Linked DNA regions of Homo sapiens: all the other regions are linked to region 2. The links are chromatin loops, found by intact Hi-C in ENCODE. Cell type or tissue: B cell. All regions are shown on one strand.

Region 1 (4,000 bases), 730 kb before region 2:
CAGTTCAAGCAAACTTAGTTTCAAATTTTACCTTTAGCATTTGTTAGCTAGTTCACATTGGGAAAGTCTCAGCTGCTCTGAATAAATGGTTTCCTCAACTGTAAATACTGTCTACCTCAGGGTTGTTAGAAAGATTAAATGAAATGATACAGTAAAGAGTTTATAGTACAGAAACTGCTCAATAAGAGACATATTGTAAATTTCCCTTTTCATAAATGGTATCTTAAACCTTTTTCGTGGATATTTGAAACTCCTTTCTCTTCCTACCATTCACACACTCATTGACTATTTCTCTGCCACCATCTGCTGCTTACTTCTAACAATCTTTCTTACTAGTCTTCCCTAGAACTCTTAGCATTTTTTTCTCCAGCTGGTGCTAAACAAACTTTTTCAACTCTCAATATAACCCATAGACAGTGTATAATAGAACACGTTTTTGTAGTAGTGTTTTTTTCTTCTCCCAGTTTTTATGAAGAATAAGTAGGTAAGATTTCATTGTGACTTCTTAAACTATTATTTTAAGAAAATGATATTAGAAAAGATGACAACAAAACTGTACTGTGGTGGTATCCTTTACAGCACACCCTTACCTTTTTTCCACAGGGAAAGTCATGTACTCTACTTGTTGCTGATAGTTATTTTTCTCTCAGAAAGTAGAAGTGATATTCAATAAGGTACAAAATTATTTTTCTTTGTTTGGCTCTGGGAAGACACTTTGTAGCTATAATACTAAGGTCTAGAAGTCCCCTAAGCATTAAATAAAAGAGTTAGACTAAATGACCTTTGTAGCAGTGAGTACACTAGCTCTGTGAACTTGTTAAAGGTGAAAAAACAGCCTTCTCTGGTCAACATTAAACGAATCAAGCCCTAATTATTTTAGTCTTTAGGATAAGAGGCATTCAACTAAAGCTAGGTTTATCTTAAAAGAACTTTTCAGTTAGAGTGCCAGATGCAAATCAGATGTTCTGCAGAATTGGAAAACCAGGATCATTTAGATTAATGGTACTTACTCAGCACTTTCTATTCTCTTTTTCTTTTTCCTTTTCTTTCTTTTTTTTTTTTTTTTTTGAGATGAAGTCTCACTCTGTCACCCAGGCTGGAGTGATCTCAGCTCACTGCAACCTCCATCTCCCTGGTTCAAGTGATTCTCCCACATCAGCCTCCTCAGTAGCTGGGACTACAGGTGCGAGCCACCACGCCCGGCTAATTTTTTGTGTTTTTAGTAGAGACAGGGTTTCACCAGTGTTGGCCAGGATGTTCTCGAACTCCTAACCTCAAGTAATCCTCCCACCTCGGCCTCCCAACGTGTTCGGATTACAGGTGTAAGCCACTGCGCCTGGCTACTCTCTTTTTCTATATCTGTTTCTGGATTATATTTTGACAGGCGTCGAACACATTCCCAGTTACTCCCTGACTTTTCATATGCATCTCCCTTTTCCATTTCACTTTGCCTTCATTTTAACATTTGATTAAAATTTAGAGGTGCCTTGTTGACATAAAATCAGTAAAATGAGAACAGTTGTGGCATATATACTGTGCCAAAAGTATTAAAAATACATAACTATGAACTGACTACTGGTAGATTATTGGCTTGGTAGGATGAGCATCCATGGGCAGGCAAAGCCTGGGGGTGGTCTAGGAGACGAGGCCAGAACAGGAAACAGCTATTTTGTAATATTTGGCTTTATTCCATTTCAAGTCAAAAGTGACAGCTTGCAATAGTAGAGCTAAGCTGAAGCCTCGATAGTAGGATGGACAACAAGAAAAGAGGAACCAGCAGCTAAAGCAGAGTCAATATACTTCCTTGTTTTTTAAAAATTATTTTTAATATAAAGTTGCCATATCATGTTTTAATATTCAGTAATTTTGCTCTGTATTCTATTTAAATATTCTATTACCTACCTATATGATTTTATATAGCTATAATTTCAAAAATAGTAATGAAACATGCTTATTAAGGTCCCATAAATTACCCCAGTACATATCTGTTGCTATTTAAAAAAGGAGCTCTTCATTTGTAAAAATTGGTTGCGAAACTTGATGTGTTGAAAATGTATCCTTGGAGTTTAGGAACATGTTATTTTGACTGAAATTTGGCCCAAGTATGAGCTATTCTGCAATATTCAGATTAAAAACATTTATAAGTCACTGCAGTAGTTCTTTCCTGGTCCCAAATCTGCTGTGATCATATGCTGAAAAATCTGCCAGTCTCCTTTTAAATTTTCATAGCTGCTGCTATGAATTTAAAGTATGTGAAATTATGCTTGTAGACTCTAAGCCATCACTAGTTACCATTGAGAAAGATTTTCTGGTTTCTTTTTTCCAATCAAAATAAGATCATAGGATTGATTTATTCTTTTTCTTAATTGCATAATCTTACTGAAGCATGTCATATTATTTAAAATCTCAGAATTAGAGTTTTATTCCTCAGTATAATAGTAATATTTTACTAGAATTAGAATTTAATTTTGGGAATTTGATCATTCCCAAAATATTTTCATGTGCATTATTTTATTTCCAATGTTAGCTTTATGAGGAAAATAGATTGTATTCTCTTATTTTGTGTAATGCTTTCAGGATATATATTAATTTATTAATCCACACAACTGTTTGAGAAGTCTAACTTACAGATGAGAAGGAAGCAAAAATAGAAACGATGTAAAGTAGATTAAGTTTTAAAAGGGTGTGAGTATTGTGATGATATAGCAGGCAATGTCATGGTACATCCATTTCAAGAAAGTACAGCTGAACTTTACTCAGACTGGAATTGGGAACTAGAAAGTTAGGAACTCAAGTCACATATTCCCTTTAAACCCTCTCCAGAATCTCCTTTTTTTGACGGGTTTATTCTGCTAACTCATAGATACTGCTTCTCATAACACTAGTTTTCATTTGACTTACGTGTGTCAGTATCAATTCACCTACCTGTCCCCGCTCCTTTACAAGACCTTTTAAATCTAATATTTATGTTTTCTACTAAAATTACAGATAGATGGCATAGGGGAATGAAACGTTGAAAAGAAGAAATAAATATAAGGAAGAGAATATATGGTAGTAATTTTCTGTGGTAGGCAGAGAAAGTGAGGTTTAGCTCAGCTGTGACTTGGCATCTAGGTTCACACAGCTTGTGATAGTCAAAAAAGAACCTGTGTTGGGTATGGTGGATCACAACTGTAATCCTAGCACTTTGGGAGGCCGAGGTGGGAGGATTGCTTGAGCTCAGGCATTTGAGACTGGGTAACATGGGAGAACCCCTGTCTACAAAAAAATAAAATTAGCAGGGCATGGTGGTGCACGTGTATAGTCCCAGCTACTGGGGAGGCTAAGGCAGGAGGATCGCTTGAGCCCAGGAGGTTGAGGCTACAGTGAGCCATGGTCTCGCCACTGCACTTGAGCCTGGGTGACAGAGGGAGACCCTATCTCATAAAAAAAAAAGGGGGGGAGCTATGCTGCATAGTGGCACACACCTGTAATCTCAGCACTTTGGGAGGCTCAGGCAGGCAGATCACTTGAGCTCAGGAGCTCGAGACCAGCCTGAGCAGCATGGCAAAACTCCATCTCTACCAGTACCAAAAACAAAACAAAAAACAAAAAAAACTTTTGCGGGACACCTGTAGTCCCAACTACTTGGGAGGCGGGGATGGGAGGATTGCTTGAGCCCAGGAGGTCAAGGCTGCAATGAGCTGAGATCCTGCCATTGCAATCTAGCCTGGGTGACAAAGTGAGACTCTTGTCTCAAAAAAAACCTGAACTCAAAATTTTAGAGTATAAGATATTATTTCTGTTACACTGCCTGCCTTTGTGAGCCATCCAGTGTGAAGTGTCTCCTATTTACATATCATTCTCTTTTGTGTGGCACTTTATTTTTCTTATAGTTAATATCTTTCCTAAATAAAAGACTAAGTTTTTCCTGAATTTTATTGCCTGTACAATTTCACCTAGATTTTGCGTACACTGGCATCAAGCTACACTCCAAATCTGTGCATTATTTTCAGATTCA
Region 2 (4,000 bases):
TCTATTTGTGTTGCTATAAAGGAATGTCTGAGATGGAGTGATTTATTTTTAAAAAAAGTTTATTTGGCTCATGATTCTGCTGGCTGGGAGGTTGGGCATCTGGCAAAAGTCTCAGGCTGCTTCCACTTAGAGCAGAAGGCAAAGTGAATGATGTGTGCAAAGATCACATGGCGAGAGCAGAAGCAAGAGGTAGGGATGTCAGGCTCTTTTAAACCACCAGCTCTCCTGAAAATTATTAGACTGAGAAGTCACTCACCCGTCTACACAGGGAAGACATTAATCTATTCATGAGGGATCTGCCCCCATGACTCAAATGCCTCCTATCAGGCCCTACTTCCAACACTGGAAATCAAATTTCAACATAAGGTTTGGAGGGGTCAAATATCCAAACCATAGCAGGCTGCCTTCATGTCTAGGCTAGGTAATACTGGAGGGAAAACACGGTAAATTCACAAATGATTTGACCAGACTTTGAATTCAAGTCTTATTCCTCAACCTGGATGCTACCATTTATTTTTCAGAGACTTCACATAGTAGCTGGTCCTTGCATTCAGTCCAGAATTTATAACTGCCTTCAGTAGGAGAGATGGGGTGGAGTGTGCTTACTCCATCTTCCTTGGAACCAGAACTCTTAAGTATGCTTTTAAAATTATTTTCAAAAGTGCCACTATTTTCATCTCATCTAGATTAAATTCAAGACCCAAGTGATAATTTCATTGGCCATCATTAGTTCTGTTACAGGCTATAGATGAAAACAGTCTTGGAGTCAATTCTTTTACATGTGACATTATCTTGAGTAAATTACCTATTGAGACTCTGTGTGTCAGTACTCTTACCTTCACGATAGGGACACAGGTCAGAGATAGCAATTAGTAATTAGTTAGAAATACATTGCAGTAGTCTAGGAAAGAAGTAATAGTGGCTCAGATCAGAGTAGTCATCATAGTAACACAGAGAGCCTCTTTGGCTTTTTTCATCTCACATTCATAGTCTATCCACCTTGATTTTCAAGATAAACAAGAGGATGTGGTCAAACAAAAAAGAGTCACTGTTTCAGTTCTTTTTTTTTTTTTTTCTGCCTCAAACAGAACCTTGATCTTTGTTAAAGTTCAGTATGAGGAACTGGTTTTGAATATTCGAGAGAAGAGAAAGTTTAGGAGTGAGGCTAGAGTAGGGCTGGAAACAGCATAGTTGTCTTCAAATAGCTAAAGGACTGTTTAATAGAAGAAACACTAAATGTATTATAAGCAAGCAGACACAAATAGAACTAAAGGAAAGACATTACAAGGAATCAGTTTAGCTTAATGGCAGGAAGAACTTGGTAATGGTTAAAGCTGTCTGTCTTAGTCTGTTTTCTGTTGCTTATAACAAAATACCTGAAACCGGGTAATTTATAAAGAAAAGGCATTTATTTGAACAGCAGGAAAATGGTGGATAGAAGGCAGGACTAACTTCCAGCTCCCACTCAGATGGACAGAGCAGCTTGTGGAGATGCACATTGTAAACTTTTACTCCAAGAACTACTGCAGGAACATACCCGGAAAGCCTAGAGAATCCACAGACCCTTTGAAGGAAGCAGATTGCTCCTGCAGGCCCCAGAAGATGGTTGAAAAAATGTGAGTGCCCAAAGTGTGAAAGGGGGATTGTCTGCCCTTGAACACACACCTTCACGGGGGAAACTGAAGGTCCAGATAATGGGAGAAGGATTTGATCTTACCTAGAGTTGAGACAAATTTAGAGAGCTAAGCAAAATACAAGGGTAGAAGTAGTGGGAAGAGCCCTGTGGGCTCTCTCGGTCCCCAGGGAAGCCATTTCTGACTTAGTCTCACAGAGATCCTTGGGAAGGGCTGCCAGAGGAACTGGGAAAAGACCACAGGGAGAAAGAAACTTCCAGCTGAACTTTGTAACAATTTCAACTGAACACAAATTTCCTCGATAGAAACTGGGGGAGGAGGTGAATCGGGAGTGGATACACAGCACAGAAGCCGCAGCAGGCAGGGAGGCACAAGACCTGAAAGCCCTGCTTGCTTTCTCAGCTAAAAGGCTAGTAGCCTGTGGCAAGTTCTCAGCCCTGCTCACTGGCTGCCTGGAAATAAACTCAGTGCTGTTGGTGGGGGCATGGTGGGAGTGAGACCAGCCTCTTGGGCTGCATGGGAGCTAGGTGAAGCCTGTAACTGCCAGCTTTCCCCGACTTCCCTGGTGACCTGCATGACACATCAGAGGCAGCTACAATCCCCCTGGGAACATAACTTCACTGGCCTGAGAACCACATCCCCATACCCCACAGCAGCTGCAGCAAGCCCCACCCAAGGAGAGCCTGAGCTCAGACAGGCCTAACCCTGCCCCGACCTGATGGTCTTTCTCTACCCACCCTTGTAGCCAAAGACAAAGGACATAATCTCTTCGGAGCTCTAGGGCTCCACCCACTGCCTTGATCCTCCCTATACTATGGCAACTGATGCTCCCCTGAAAGTGCCACCTCCTGGCTGGAGGCCAACAAATACAAAACTAGTGCAATAGACAAAACTACAACTAAGGACCCTCACAGAATCCATTTCACTCCCCTGCCAACTCCACCAAAACAGGTGCTGGTATCCAAGACTGAGACACCTGAAGATGGTAGACATGAAAATGGTTCACATCACAGGACTTTGGTCAGACACTCCCCAGTACCAGCCCAGAACCCAGTAGCTCCACTGAGTGGCTACATCCAGAAGAGAAATAACTGCAGTTTGGCTCTCAGGAAGCCACATCCTTAGGGGAAGGGGAGAGCACTACATCAAGGGAGCACCCCTTGGGACAAAGAATCTGAACAGCAGCTCTTGAGTCCCAGATCTTCCCTCTGACATAGTCTGTCCAAATGAGAAGGAATCAGAAAAACAGTTTTGGTAAAATGACAAAACATGTTTCTTTAACACCTCCAAAAGATCACACTAGCTCACCAGCAATGGATCCAAACCAAGAAGAAGTCTCTGAATTGCCAGAAAAAAAATTCAGAAGGTCGATTATTAAGCAAATTAAGGAGACACCAGAGAAAGATGAAGTCCAACTTAATGAAACCAAAACAATGATACAGGAAATGAAGGTGATATGGTTTGGCTGTGTCCCCACCCAAATCTCATCTTGAATTGTAGCTCCCATAATCCCTATGTGTCATGGGAGGGACACAGTGGGAGGTAATTGAATCATGGGAGCAGAGTTTTTCCCATGCTGTTCTCATGATAGTGAATAAGTCTCATGAGATCTGATGGTCTTATTAAGGGCAATTCCCCTGCACATGCTTTCTTGCAGCCATGTAAGATGTGCCTTTGCTCTTCCTTTGCCTTCTGCCATGATTGTGAGGCCTCCCCAGCCATGTGGAACTGTGAGTCCATAAAACCTCTTTTTCTTTATAAATTACCAAGTCTTGGGTATTTCTTCGTAGCAGTATGAAAATGGACTAATACAGAAGGGAAAAATCTTCGGTGAAATAGCATAAATAGAAAACAATCACAATTTTTGGAAATGAAGGACATACTTAGAGAAATGCAAAATACACTGGGAAGTCTCAGCAACAGAATCGAACAAGCAGAAGAAAGAACTTCAGAGCTCAAAAACAGGTTTTCAAATTAACCCAATCCAACAAAGACAAAGAAAATAGAATTTTTTAAAAAATGAACAAAGCCTCCAAGAAGTTTGGGACTATGTAACTAAACCTAAAAATAATTTGTGTTCCTTAGAAAGAAGAAATCTAACAAGTTTGGAAAACATATTTGAGGGAAAAATCAAGGCAAACTTTCCTAGCCTTGCCAGAGACCTAGACATCCAAATACAAGAAGCTCAAAAAAACACCTGGGAAATTTATCACAAAAAGATCATTGCCTAGGCACATAGTCATCAGGTTATCTGAAGTCAAGATGAAGGAAATAAATCTTAAGAGCTGTGAGGCAAAAACACCAGGTAACCTATAAAGGAAAACATATGAGATTAACAGCAGATTTCTCAGCAGAAACCCTACAAG
Region 3 (4,000 bases), 71 kb after region 2:
TAATAATAAAGTGAGAGGAAGATCCCTGTTTTCCCCAAGTGGTTTTAAGAAACAGCTTTCAAAACTCTTCTAGAAGGGTATTCAATTAAGCCAGTAGCAAAAATGTAACTGGCAAAATCTAATGTTGTTTTAAAAAAAACACATGTGCATGCACCCACATACACACACATTTATATACCCACACAATATTATATATATATGTGTGTGTGTGTGTGTGTGTGTGTGTGTGTTCAAGATGGTGGACTGGATGCTTGCATTTATCTACACTCCTTTTCAAAATTCTGCTGAAGAGTCAGTTAAGGAAATAAATTCATAACCATGCTGAAGACAAAAAAGGAAACCATCAGCAGACATTTTGATACTTTTCTGGAAGAAGGAAAGACAGTGAATAGTATGGATAGATGAAACAGAGCAGAGAAAGCAGCACCCCAGATATACTCAGGAGGAGGCTGCAGAAAGGGTGGAATGTTCTTTCCAAAGAAGCCTTGGGGAATCTTCACGTTGGACATGAACAGATTCAGAACTCAGGAATGGAAAGAGGAGCAAAAACCAAGTGATTAACAGAAGGTTGACCAGAGAATGGTTGCACCGTTTGACTTTTGTCATCTCTCTCCTCTTTTCCCATGCATACAGATGGAGCAGCAAGAGGGGATTCAGAAACCTTCGTCCCCTCCCCAAGATCTGATCTATTAAGAAAATAAGATGTCTCCCTGGGAGAGCTAAGGCTTGTTGTATGGTATTTGGCATTCCACAGTGAAGCCCTCTGTTTTTGGTGTTTTGAGGTGAAAAGAAAGTCATTTGCATGATTCTCTGTACTTGCATCCTAAAGGGAAGCTTGTGGTTGACACATCCCACCCATGTACACAGCCAGCCACCAACCTCAGATATGCTTACTGAGGAGACACACCTACTCAGTGGCAGGGAGCTGCACCTGACACCTAGCCACCGTTGTTAATTACCTAGCCCTTCATTCATAAATATAAACAAATAGCATGAATGATTGAGTTGACAGAGTGGAAATGGGGCATGAAAGAGAACTGTTATACATGTGGTGTCAAAGGATACTATCTAACACCAAAGACTCAAGAAATAAAACTGTAAGTCTATTGTTTAAAGTTATAATTGTCACTGTGGTTTGCCATCTCACATCCATTTCCCCTATATGTAGCTAGCAGAACCCTAACCTTCATTTGAAGTAAGCCTTCCTTCTCCACTCTTAGCTCACATGCTTTGGCAAATGTGAATGTAATTCTACACCCATGATGGAATATGGGACCTAGGTCTAGGCCAAAGTGTACAACCTATGCCCTTGGCCACATCACTTGTTTTGAAATGAGCAAGCCAACCCCATCTGCTTAAGTGGTATAGAAAATTATTGTGCAGAAATATTCTCTGCCTCCTTCTCACTTTCATGGGAGGAGAGTACGTCTCCATTCGGTTGATTTGGGGTACAGTCATGTGACTTTCTTTGGCTAATGAGATGTTAGCAGACATGACACAGCATAGGGTACACATGTTTGTGCAGCTGGTCTTGCACTCTTGTGCCTCTGTCATCACCATGAGAATATGCTTGGGATGGGTCACCGGTCTCAGGAAAGAAGATAAGAGACATATGGAACAGGGCTGAGCTACACTAGCCCAGAAGCGTAAGAAAGATCAGCAGAGCTGTCCATACAAGCCCAGCCTAAATTAGCTGACCCCCAGCTGAGCTCAGAAGTGTGAGCAGCTCCTACTAAGATCAGCAGAACCCCCAACAAGCCCAATCTAGATCATCTGACCTCAGCCAACCCACACATACACATGTTAAGTAAATGCTTATTGTTGTAATCACTGAGTTTGTGTGTGTGTGTGTGCATGTGTGCGCACGTGTGTGTGTTTTAACTGAGCATCATTGTGGTCACAGCTAAATAGCATTACAAGAAAGACAGATGCTTACTTTCCTGCTAGTCTAGAATCTAAGAGGATATGAAACCAGAGCTACAGCTGTGGTCACCACATAGAACTTGAAGATGAAGTGTGCAGACTGAGGACAGCTGAGCTGAAATCGAGTCCCGCTCACATTGAGCTCTCAATTTAGCCTGGTCTAATGCCAGTTCTGCCTCTGATCTTGTTTATATGAGCCAGTAAATTCCTTTTGTATTGCTGAAATCAGATGGATTTGGCTTTTTCTATCCAACTTGCAATCAGAAGAATCTTAACTAATACCAAAGTATACAGGTAACCAATGATAGAAATAAATTCATAAAAATGAGAAGAGAGGGGTGGGGGAGTGGCGTACACAAAATAATTTCTCATCTTACACGGCATGGACAACATAATGTTCAATTCAGTAAATCAAGAAATATAAATATAGGCATGTTTTATGGAGATGATCATGGGAAAGGACTGAAATAAGAAATAAAGTTGGTTTTACTGGGACAGAGAATATGACCAAGGGATGAGGTGTTCATTTTTTTTTTTATCTTATGGAGATCTGTGGTGTCCCATGGGTGGCCACTAGCAGCAGTTGGTCATTTAAATTTAAATTAATTAAAATTTAAAATGCAGCCTCTTGTTCACAGTAGCAGCATTTGTAGTGCTCAACAGCTAGCTACATGTGGCTAGTGGCTACTGTACTAGATTGAACAGATATTGAATCTGTCCATCACCATCACCGCAGCAAGTTTAGTTGGACAACGCTGTAGTGGAGTGTCAGGAGTCACTGTGTAAAGTCAATGAATCAAACAACAGAAGTTTAAATACATCATTCAAAATTGCCCCATCACGATTTCATGGTACAGGCCCTGGAGGAAAAACAGCTTAGTTTCCTTTCAAATCCCAGCTCTGATACTTACAAGTTACTGAACCTTGGGTAAGTCACATTGATCTTTCTGTACTTCAATTCACTTATCAGTAAAATGGCAGAATACATGCAGACCTTTCTCACAAGGTTGCTGTGAGAATTAAATAACCAAATATATGTAAGTTCTTATATTTTGTGCCCAGCATGTGGTAAACATTCAATATTTACTTTTTATTTTCTATCCTTCTCTAAGTTAATTTTATTTTACCATATGCACATAGTTTAAATAAACTATGTATATATGAGATTTATAAATCAGTATTTAAATATAAATATAATATTTAATTTTTATCTCTCATATACAGTATATGTACATATACATATATCTCAGCTCCAGTTCATGGGATTATAGATGCTTTCATTTTCTTCTTTGTACATTTCTATAGTTTCCAAATTTCTGTATTGAACATGTATTATCTTTATCACCAGAAAAAAAAGTTTTTACTTTTAAAGATACCAACATATTTTGAGATGAACAGTGTTCTACATCTGGATCATTTGCTTTTGCTGATTTAGTCCACAGGGGCCCATTACATAATCTGTTGTTAGCCAACTGGGGCTTCATGACCTCTTTCCTGGGCTATTACAAAATCCTCCTGGCTGGTCCCCTTCCCTGTCCAGCTCTCTCCCAGCCTCCCTGTGCTGTCTCCACAGTGCTGCCAGAGTGATCCTTCCACAGCACAACATTTATAACACTCCCCTGCTTAAAACCTGTCAGCGTTTTTCTGTCCTTTACAAGTTAACTGCCCAGTCCAAGGCATGCCCCACCAAAGCCTTCTTATTCTAACCTTGCCTGCCTTTCCAGTCTTTTAACCCCCCACCAAATGTATCCAAGTCTCCACCCACAAACCACAAGGAGGAACATTCTTCTACCCCTTCTCCATTTCCAGTTGGAAGTCCCATTTATCCCACAAGATGTGCCTAACTTTGCACTAATCTCCAAAAGCAGAGCTCAGAGCTCCCACTCCAATCAGCACCACTGTCTCAGAGCCTGTTCTACTGAACAGCAATTATTTGTTTACATTCCAGACTCACCCTCAAGTATGCGCTCCTTGAGGGTGTGGCATCTTTGCCTTCCTGTGTCCAGCCCAGAAATTGACACCAAATAGTGCTTAATAAATGGTTGTTGCACGGATTCAGGAAGAAATTGTTTTAATT
Region 4 (4,000 bases), 100 kb before region 2:
ATTACATATTCAGACAATTACATGAATCTCCCATTACCAACATGGTACTGCTGTTAAACTGAACAGTTTTGTGCAGCTCTTTATGGGAAAGCACCCAGTGTTCTTCGGTCAGCTAATGAATGAACTCTTGAACTCAGTATGCATGAAATAATTTAGGGGCAGGAGTATCTGTAGTATTGAAAGTGTGGGCTGTAAGAGAGTTAACACATGAAAATCAAGGACTCCAAATAGATCAGTTTAGCAAATATTTAAGGAACACCTACCATGTGCTCAGCCTTGTGGACGTAAAGAATTATCTGCCACTCCTTGATCCTTTTGAATGGGCCAGTTCGTAGGGGGTCATATTTGGGGTTAAGAGGAATGGCACCAAATTTTTTTTTGGTCAAACTTCCTAGGTGGCCACCACTTGGGTATTTTTCTCTTGACTCCAGGTACTGTGTTATTCCAGCCCGCTAAACAGTCTGAACCTACTTAGCCTGTCATCAGGGCAGATGAACTAAATAAGTGAAGACAATAGTAGGACAAGATGGGGCATGTAAAATAGAATTGGACCAACCCCCTAAATCTTCCCACTTTCTCTTTCCCACCAGCTGACTTTCTGCCACCATCACCCAAAGGCATAGGGTAAGGTTAGGTAGTGGAGAAGAAAGTCCTCCCAAGTGTGTACCTTTAAGATGACAGCATTTGGCGGGGTGCAGTGGCTCACGTCTATAATCCCAGCACTTTGGGAGGCCGAGGCAGGCGGATCACAAGGTCAGGAGATCAAGACCATCCTGGCTAATGCGGTGAAACCCCGTCTCTACTAAAAATACAAAAAAAAATTAGCCAGACGTGCTGGCGGATGCCTGTAGTCCCAGCTACTCGGAAAGCTAAGGCAGGAGAATGGCGTGAACCCAGGAGGTGGAGCTTGCAGTGAGCGGAGATCGCACCACTGCACTCCAGCCTGGGTGACAGAGCGAGACTCCGTCTCAAAAAAAAAAGATGGCAGCATTTTTTTCCTGATTTCCATCAGCTACTTCTACTCTACTGGTGTCTCTTTGGCACAGCCCAAGTTCAATAGATGGGTTAGAATTGGACATACTTGACTGTTCTGGTAGCCGATGGTCAGCTCAGGGAGCAGCCTCAGGCTGTGACCACCACCTTCACTTGGATCACCAGAGACTCAAAAGAAAAGCAGGAAGAGGTGACCCCACCCTCTTCACTGGTGAAAGATTGCACATACCTTTGGGACATCTAAAGGAGAATGTAGCCCTTTCAGAGCTAACATTACAGATCACGGCAATTTACTGGACTCGATGTACTCCTCATTCCACTAGGTTCCCTTAGGAATCATCATTTCAATTAGACCCATAAATCCTTTTCTCATTTGTCTGCAAAGACTATGAAACATGATGTCACTTTATTTCTTTTAAAGAAAGCGTTGACGACACAGGTGGTGACCCTAATGATGACATGGAATACCTTGACATCTTTCAGCCCCCCTGGTCATTTCAGTTTGGCCAGGAAATACAGCAGTGACTGGACACACGGGACCTTATGATGGGATTGTGAGTTCAGACACCCCCAGTGTTGGTCTTGTGCAAAGAGGAAACCAGGAGGAGGAACTGTTCATCAGCACCCATGCACACCCACGCGTCTATAATTACCAACAACAGTTGCAGCGCAACCCAAAAACATAAACACACTGAGCTGGCTGAAGCCCAGGGCTCTATTTATAGTCTCCATGGACCTACTAATAGCCTTAACACCCTCACTGAAACAGACCCCAAGTCGGGAGCAGGGCAGGGCCGGGGCTGTTGCAGTTGTGGGGTGAAGCCACTGCTCTATACCTTCAGTTCAATGTGGCCCATGTGTGAATGGGCCACCGAAAATATCCAACCGCTCTGAGAGGTGCACATCTCAAAATAAACATTTTCCTGAGCAGGCCAGACAAAAGCACAGAGCCAAAGGATTTCCAGTTCAGACTCGGAAATTATAGGTTTTAATTGGGAGGTGTAACAGTGGCACGTCATCGTTGCTTGTACGTTTTGCCTGAACTATGTTTGTTCAAGCAAGACAGGAAGTGGCCAAGAGTATGACACAGTGGAAAGAGCAGGGGCTGGGGAGTCAGACAGCTCTACATTTAGCTGGGTGGCCTTGAACAAGTTTCCTGACCCCTTTGAACCTCAATTTTCTCTTCTGTAAAATGGGAATACTAAGAATATCTATCTCTTAGGAGGCTGTTAGGGTCATAGATGACATGCAGATCCTCAAAATAGAAGTTTTGATAGTATCAGTTTTAATAATGCATTATTATAAATCAGGATTTCTGAAGGATTTGACCCATATAACTCACACTGAGTACTTCTATCATGTCTTTGAGAGGGTCCATATTATTTTAAAAAAAAGGTAAAGAGTTGAAAGATATATTTAGAGATTTTTCTCCTACATAGTTGATGTTAAAGTTATTTCAGAAAGTTGAGAACAAATAGGTTTGCTCCATATTTCTTTAACTTCAATATTCAAAGGTTCTATCTATCTATCCATCTATCTATATAGCATAGGTGCAAATTTCATTTCTTTAATATTTTAATAAGGAGTAGTCCATGTGATGGGAGTGGTAAATGACATTATGTCTATTTTAATGTTCAGGGAAAATAAGGATAGAAATTCTATAGCTTGGTAAAAAAATGTTTAAATCTTAAAGAGAATCAGAGAGGCACTGCAAACAATTTCTCCCTGCCCCCAATACCATTGTATTTACATGGGCTCCCAGCTCCTGCTGGAACCCTTCAAGAACTAGGGACCCAGCAGTCAGTCCATTCCATTTTGGGAGCCACTCAAGTAATTAAGAAGACCTTCCTCCTGTTGAGCCCAACTTGTTCTCTCTCTCGCTTTCATGTATTGGTCCTGTTTATCCCTTGAGAAAAAAAGAGAGTCAACTTCCTCTTCTACACAAGGGCTCTTCAAACTTTAGAAGAATGATACCATGGCTTTCCAAGTCTTCTCTTCTCCAGGCAAACATTCTTGGTTCTCTCTACAACCACAGGAAAACTCCTGATCTCTCACTCAAATTCTTTTTTTTTTTTTTTTTTTTTGAGACGGAGTCTCGCTCTGTCGCCCAGGCTGGAGTGCAGTGGCGCGATCTCGGCTCACTGCAAGCTCCGCCTCCCGAGTTCACGCCATTCTCCTGCCTCAGCCTCCCGCGTAGCTGGGACTACAGGCGCCCGCCACCACGCCCGGCTAATTTTTTGTGTTTTTTAGTAGAGACGGGGTTTCACTGTGTTAGCCAGGATGGTCTCGATCTCCTGACCTCGTGATCCGTCCGCCTCAGCCTCCCAAAGTGCTGGGATTACAGGCGTGAGCCACCGCGCCCGGCCTGTTTGTTTTTTTTTTAAGCATTACTAGCGGTTCCTCAATATTCCTTCTCCTCCTCGCTGCCTTTGATTATCCGTATATGGACTGAGTCTAAGCATGTAAATTACATGCAACTTCATTTTTCACTTTGTCTCTCAATTACTTGGGAGCCACTTTCTTTCTCTTGCTTTGTTGATACATATTTAGGAAATACACATCTCATTTTGCTTTCATATTAATCCAAGTGAAGTTTGAAGGTAAATTTACCACAAACAAAAAAATTACAAAGGACATTCCAAAGTCAAAAAAATTAATATTTAATTGCACAGCTTTAGGGTTTTTTGTTTTTTTATTTTATTTTATTTTATTTTTTCTTGTTTTGGTAGATTTTTTTTTTTAATACTTTAAGTTTTAGGGTACCTGTGAACAATGTGCAGGTTAGTTACATATGTATACATGTGCAATGCTGGTGTGTTGCACCCATTAACTTGTCATTTAGCATTAGGTATATCTCCTAATGCTATCCCTCCCCCCTCCCCCGACCCCACAACAGTCCCCAGAGTGTGATGTTCCTCTTCCTGTGTCCATGTGTTCTCATTGTTCAATTCCCACCTATGAGTGAGAACATGCAGTGTTTGGTTTTTTGTCCTTGCGATAGTTTACT
Region 5 (4,000 bases), 66 kb before region 2:
CTATGTCCATTTCCTTCATTGTCCTAGAAAGAAAACTCAAAAATATAAGTCCACATTTCAGTTGCTTATTCCTTGAGAGCACTAGTCTCTCTCTCTTAGATACTGACACACACACACAAGAGAACCCACTACGTGGGCCACCGCTGTGTTGCACAGCTCCAAAATGCACCATTCACGTCCTAATCTATGGAATTGTGCAGAGGCATGGGGCTGTTCCCAGTGGCCCTACTCACAATACTTCTCCTGGATTTTCCTACTGACATGGTTAAAGTAGAATGTACTTTTAGGTCAAAGTCACCACCAGGAGGTACAAAATCCCATCATTAGTCCTGTGTCCCTTTCTTAAAATGCTCTCAACCTTATGAAAATGTGAGCATACCTCAACGGGATGGCAGATTTTAATCTGCCATTAGTCGTTTTCATTTTAGTAAAGTGAAGAAGCAAGGCACTGATGGGAGTGAGAGTGGGTAAGGGAAACAGGTCACTGAGTACTGGAGGAGAAGGAGTGGAGGATGTGTGGCTGGAAGGCTCCAAAGACAAATTTCAGCCACTTCATGGTTTGAGCTGGAACTGACCTTTCTCAAGCTGGTATGAATCTAGTTCACTGTATGCAGAACTGTATAATTTTCCCAAGACTTCGTGTTCTACAACTTGGCATCAATCATCTTTGTGGCTAAATCTAGGCCTTTGTGGAATCTTCAGAAGACACATATAATGAGACCCTCAAAGCTAAGGACCTTCTCTATGAGTACTCCCTGGACAGCACTTGAACATGATCAGACAGGAATACTGATGGTGCTTGAAGTCATCTACGGGCACTCAGAATTTCTCAAGGAGTTTACAGTGCAAGATCAAGCAGTCCACACAGATTCTGAGAGAAACCAATAAGCAAATAGTCGTGTACCAAAAGAGTGGTATTGAATCAGAGGATGAAAGAGCAAGGTGAGAGAAATCAGAAAGATTATCTTAGAACTCAAGCCACGGAGGGTTAGCAATCCACAGGCCAAATTTGACCTACTGTCAGTTTTTGAAAATTTTATTGGCACACGGCCACACCAACCATTTACATATTGTCAGTGGCTCTCTGTCAGTAGTTGTAACAGAGGCTGTGTGACTTGCTAAGACTGAAATATTTACTATTAGTTCTTGACAGAATGAATTGACCCTTGGAAAATCTTAACCTCTGTGTGTGCCAATATTCCTACCTTGCTTCCTCATAAGGCATTGCCTCTTGAATTTTCAACTAAGTCATCCCAAAACATTAGGATGGAGCATTCAGACCACACTGCCTCAAGCTTTCCATTTGAGGACCGCTTCCTAGAGGGGCAGCAGCATTCATTCCATCAGTCCACAGACCCAGAGCATCAGCCGAGAGCCAGGCACCCTGCTAGGTAGTGGGAATAGGCAGATGAGTACGGCACACTCAGCTCCCAGCTGGGAAGTACTGAATTAAACTGTAGGTCTGTGTCACTGGTAACCACAGAGGCTATACAAGGCCATGCAAAGCAGTTCCCTGCGGCCTAGTCTTTCTTTCTCTGCTTTCTTTCTCTCTCCCTTGTTTTAAAAAAATCTCTCTCCCTCTCTTGCCTCCTCTTCCTCCTTGACTCTCTCCTGGCCTCCTTTCCTTTCTTTCTTCCTCCCTCTTGCCCACATCTCAGCCTGCCAGTGCCACCCAGTGGCTCTGACAGGCATTACTCAGACTTGCTGACTGCCCTCTAGGTTGGAAATGACCATGGGGAAGTCAGTAAGTGCCTATAATTAGGGATTCCAAAGCAATTAGACAGGTCTAGTGAATCTTTGCAATCCTCTGAATGCTCAAAGCATTAATATTAGCTTTTTAAGTCATTTATACCTAGGTATAAATGAAGGAACCCAGGAGAGGCTTTGTTAAGGGGAAAGAGATCAGGGAGGCCCTAATGATTAATGTTAAAGAGGTTACTGCATGTTGGCCTGGTGCGATGTTTCACGTCTGTAATCCCAGCCCTTTGGTAGGCCAAAGCAGATGGATCACTTGAGCCCAGGAGTTCGAGACCAGCCTGAGCAACATGGCAAAAATCAGTCTCTACAAAAAACACAAAAATGAGCTGGGTGTGGTGGTGCATGCCTGTAGTCCCAGCTACTCAGAGGGCTGAGGTGAGAGAGTTGCTTGAGCCAGAGGGGTGCAGGCTGCAGTAAGCTGTGATGGCACCACTGCACTCCAGCCTGGGTGACGGAGTGGTAAGACTCTGTCTCAAAAAAAAAAAAAAAAAAAAAAAAAAAAAAAAAAAAAAGGTTACTGCATACTGTTCTGAGCAAAAATTTCATTTGGTATAGCTGACAATACAGTATTATACACATAAAAGTTTGTTAAGAGGATAGATCACTTGCTAAGTGTTCTTACCTCAATAAAAAATAGGTAAATAAATATAAAATTGCATTTGAATTGGTTCAGGGGTGTTATTTAGATAGTATATGATATGGATGTAAAAAAATGTGAAATGACAGATTTATGACTGTAACCAGTTTATTGGTCCATCTTAATTCTTATAATGGATTAACATAAAATGATAGTATTTTTTCTGATCACCATAATTAATTGTGGTCTCTTTAATTCCATTTCCTGTCCTCTAATAACACCTTAGGTGAATCTAGTGGAGTCAAGGGAATGGCCTCTCACATAGATGCTGCCCCTACAAGGCTTTGGTAGCAAAACCCTCAGATTATTGCAGGGCTGAGCTCAGACCCTTGTTGATTCTCTCTCCCTTTCCTACAACTCTTCCCATAAGGAACAGACTGCAGGGGTCGGGTGTGTGTGTGTGAGTGTAGTTGATAACAGAAGGGCTGTTTCCAGGGATATTTAATAACTGGAGGGGATGTGTCTGGTTCCAAATTTAAGCCACTGTCTTTAGAAGGAGGGGTACTGAGCACTTGCTGTTTGGGACAATTCTGTGAGAACAGGAAAAAGTTCCACTCATCTAATCATAGCCTTGGCGCAAACAGTCTTGCACTGTGCACAGATGAATGCTCATTAGTGTGAGGGCGGCTGTGGCACCAGGATGCTGCCTTTCCATGTCATCCCAGCATCCAACTCATGGATACTGGTCATTATAAAGTGATGCTTAAACTGTGACTATGATTTTCTCACCTACCAAGTGATTTTCTCCCCTAAGAATCTGGGTCTCAGAATTCTAGTATTTCAATAGCCACCAAACTTGTGCAGAGTCTAATGGAGGTTCTGGATGGCACTGTATATTAGTCCGCTCTCACACTGCTATGAAGAAATACCTGAGACTGGGTAATTTATAAAGGAAAGAGGTTTAATTGACTCACAGTTCCGCAGGGCTGAGGAGGTCTCAGAAAGCTTACAATCATGGCAGAAGGGGAAGCAAACACATCCTTCTTCGCTTGGTGGCAGGAAGGAGAAGAATGAGAGAAGTACCGAGTGAAGGTGGGGGAAAGCCCCTTATAAATCCATCAGATCTCATGAGAACTCACTCACTATCATGAGAACAGCATGAGGGTAACCGCCCCCATGGTTCAATTACCTCCCATCGGGTCCCTCCCATGGCACATGGGGATTATGGGAACTACAATTCAAGATGAGATTTGGGTGGGGGCACAGCCAAACAATATCACACGGCTCTTTTAAGTGTGAGAAAGCAGGAGAAGGGGCCACTGTCTGTCCATTATCATCACTGGTAGGATTAACCTCACTTCTGGGCCAAAAAGTAGTTATTTGAACTACAGTGATATTTGAAAGACTTCTTTGTCCTAAACCATCTCTCCCACTTAGGTCCCCCAAGGCTTAAAATTTCACCATGAGAAATTAACTCTTTTGGGTAAAGCCTTGTCCTCTCCTTCATGACTTCTCTTAAAATAAAAATACCCTAGAGAGTTTTCCCCATGAAGTCACTAACCACCAAGGGCTACAACTTCTGAGATGAAGGCAAAGTAATAATAGGCCTAGTGCTTCAGAGCCTTCTTTGAAACTATTATATTAGTACCTTGCATTTAAAAGTTT

The links. A loop is a pair of places that touch in the nucleus more often than their neighbours do. Peaks named below come from ENCODE experiments on the same cell type or tissue, not always from the same donor. Only the 100,000 strongest peaks of a DNase experiment are listed, where the experiment ranks them.
Region 1: it touches region 2 in a loop (3-fold over the local background); 2 of 110 quality-filtered maps call a loop at or near these places.
Region 3: it touches region 2 in a loop (5-fold over the local background); 3 of 110 quality-filtered maps call a loop at or near these places.
Region 4: a loop joins it to region 2, with 3 times the contacts of the local background. A loop is called at or near these places in 2 of 110 quality-filtered maps.
Region 5: it touches region 2 in a loop (2.8-fold over the local background); 3 of 110 quality-filtered maps call a loop at or near these places.

What each region holds. Positions count from the first base shown.
Region 1 is chr10:63,254,295-63,258,294 of GRCh38, reverse strand. All of the region lies in intron 3 of JMJD1C (jumonji domain containing 1C), which reads left to right. It overlaps LOC124900287 (a long non-coding RNA gene), which reads left to right. Exons shown (of 2, transcript XR_007062158.1): 2 at 604-4,000. Among named protein-coding and RNA genes, the nearest start is that of MIR1296, 120 kb to the left of the region's middle. In B cell, no CTCF peak of the experiment used is centred here; a DNase peak (open chromatin) is centred at 1,734; H3K4me3 peaks cover 413 bases; H3K27ac peaks cover 2,384 bases.
Region 2 is chr10:62,525,714-62,529,713 of GRCh38, reverse strand. No RefSeq gene overlaps it. Among named protein-coding and RNA genes, the nearest start is that of ZNF365, 150 kb to the right of the region's middle. RefSeq lists an enhancer at 2,164-2,383. In B cell, no CTCF peak of the experiment used is centred here; DNase peaks (open chromatin) are centred at 1,083 and 2,233; H3K4me3 peaks cover 2,710 bases; H3K27ac peaks cover 3,457 bases.
Region 3 is chr10:62,454,698-62,458,697 of GRCh38, reverse strand. It overlaps a transcript of ZNF365 not described here. Among named protein-coding and RNA genes, the nearest start is that of ZNF365, 82 kb to the right of the region's middle. RefSeq lists an enhancer at 1,172-1,221. In B cell, no CTCF peak of the experiment used is centred here; DNase peaks (open chromatin) are centred at 927 and 1,977; H3K4me3 peaks cover 638 bases.
Region 4 is chr10:62,630,320-62,634,319 of GRCh38, reverse strand. All of the region lies in intron 1 of LOC105378327 (a long non-coding RNA gene), which reads left to right. Among named protein-coding and RNA genes, the nearest start is that of ADO, 170 kb to the left of the region's middle. RefSeq lists an enhancer at 1,846-2,015. In B cell, no CTCF peak of the experiment used is centred here; DNase peaks (open chromatin) are centred at 1,679, 1,959 and 2,856; H3K4me3 peaks cover 1,169 bases; H3K27ac peaks cover 1,231 bases.
Region 5 is chr10:62,591,874-62,595,873 of GRCh38, reverse strand. No RefSeq gene overlaps it. Among named protein-coding and RNA genes, the nearest start is that of ADO, 210 kb to the left of the region's middle. In B cell, CTCF peaks have their summits at 1,479 and 1,686 (motif pointing left); a DNase peak (open chromatin) is centred at 1,663.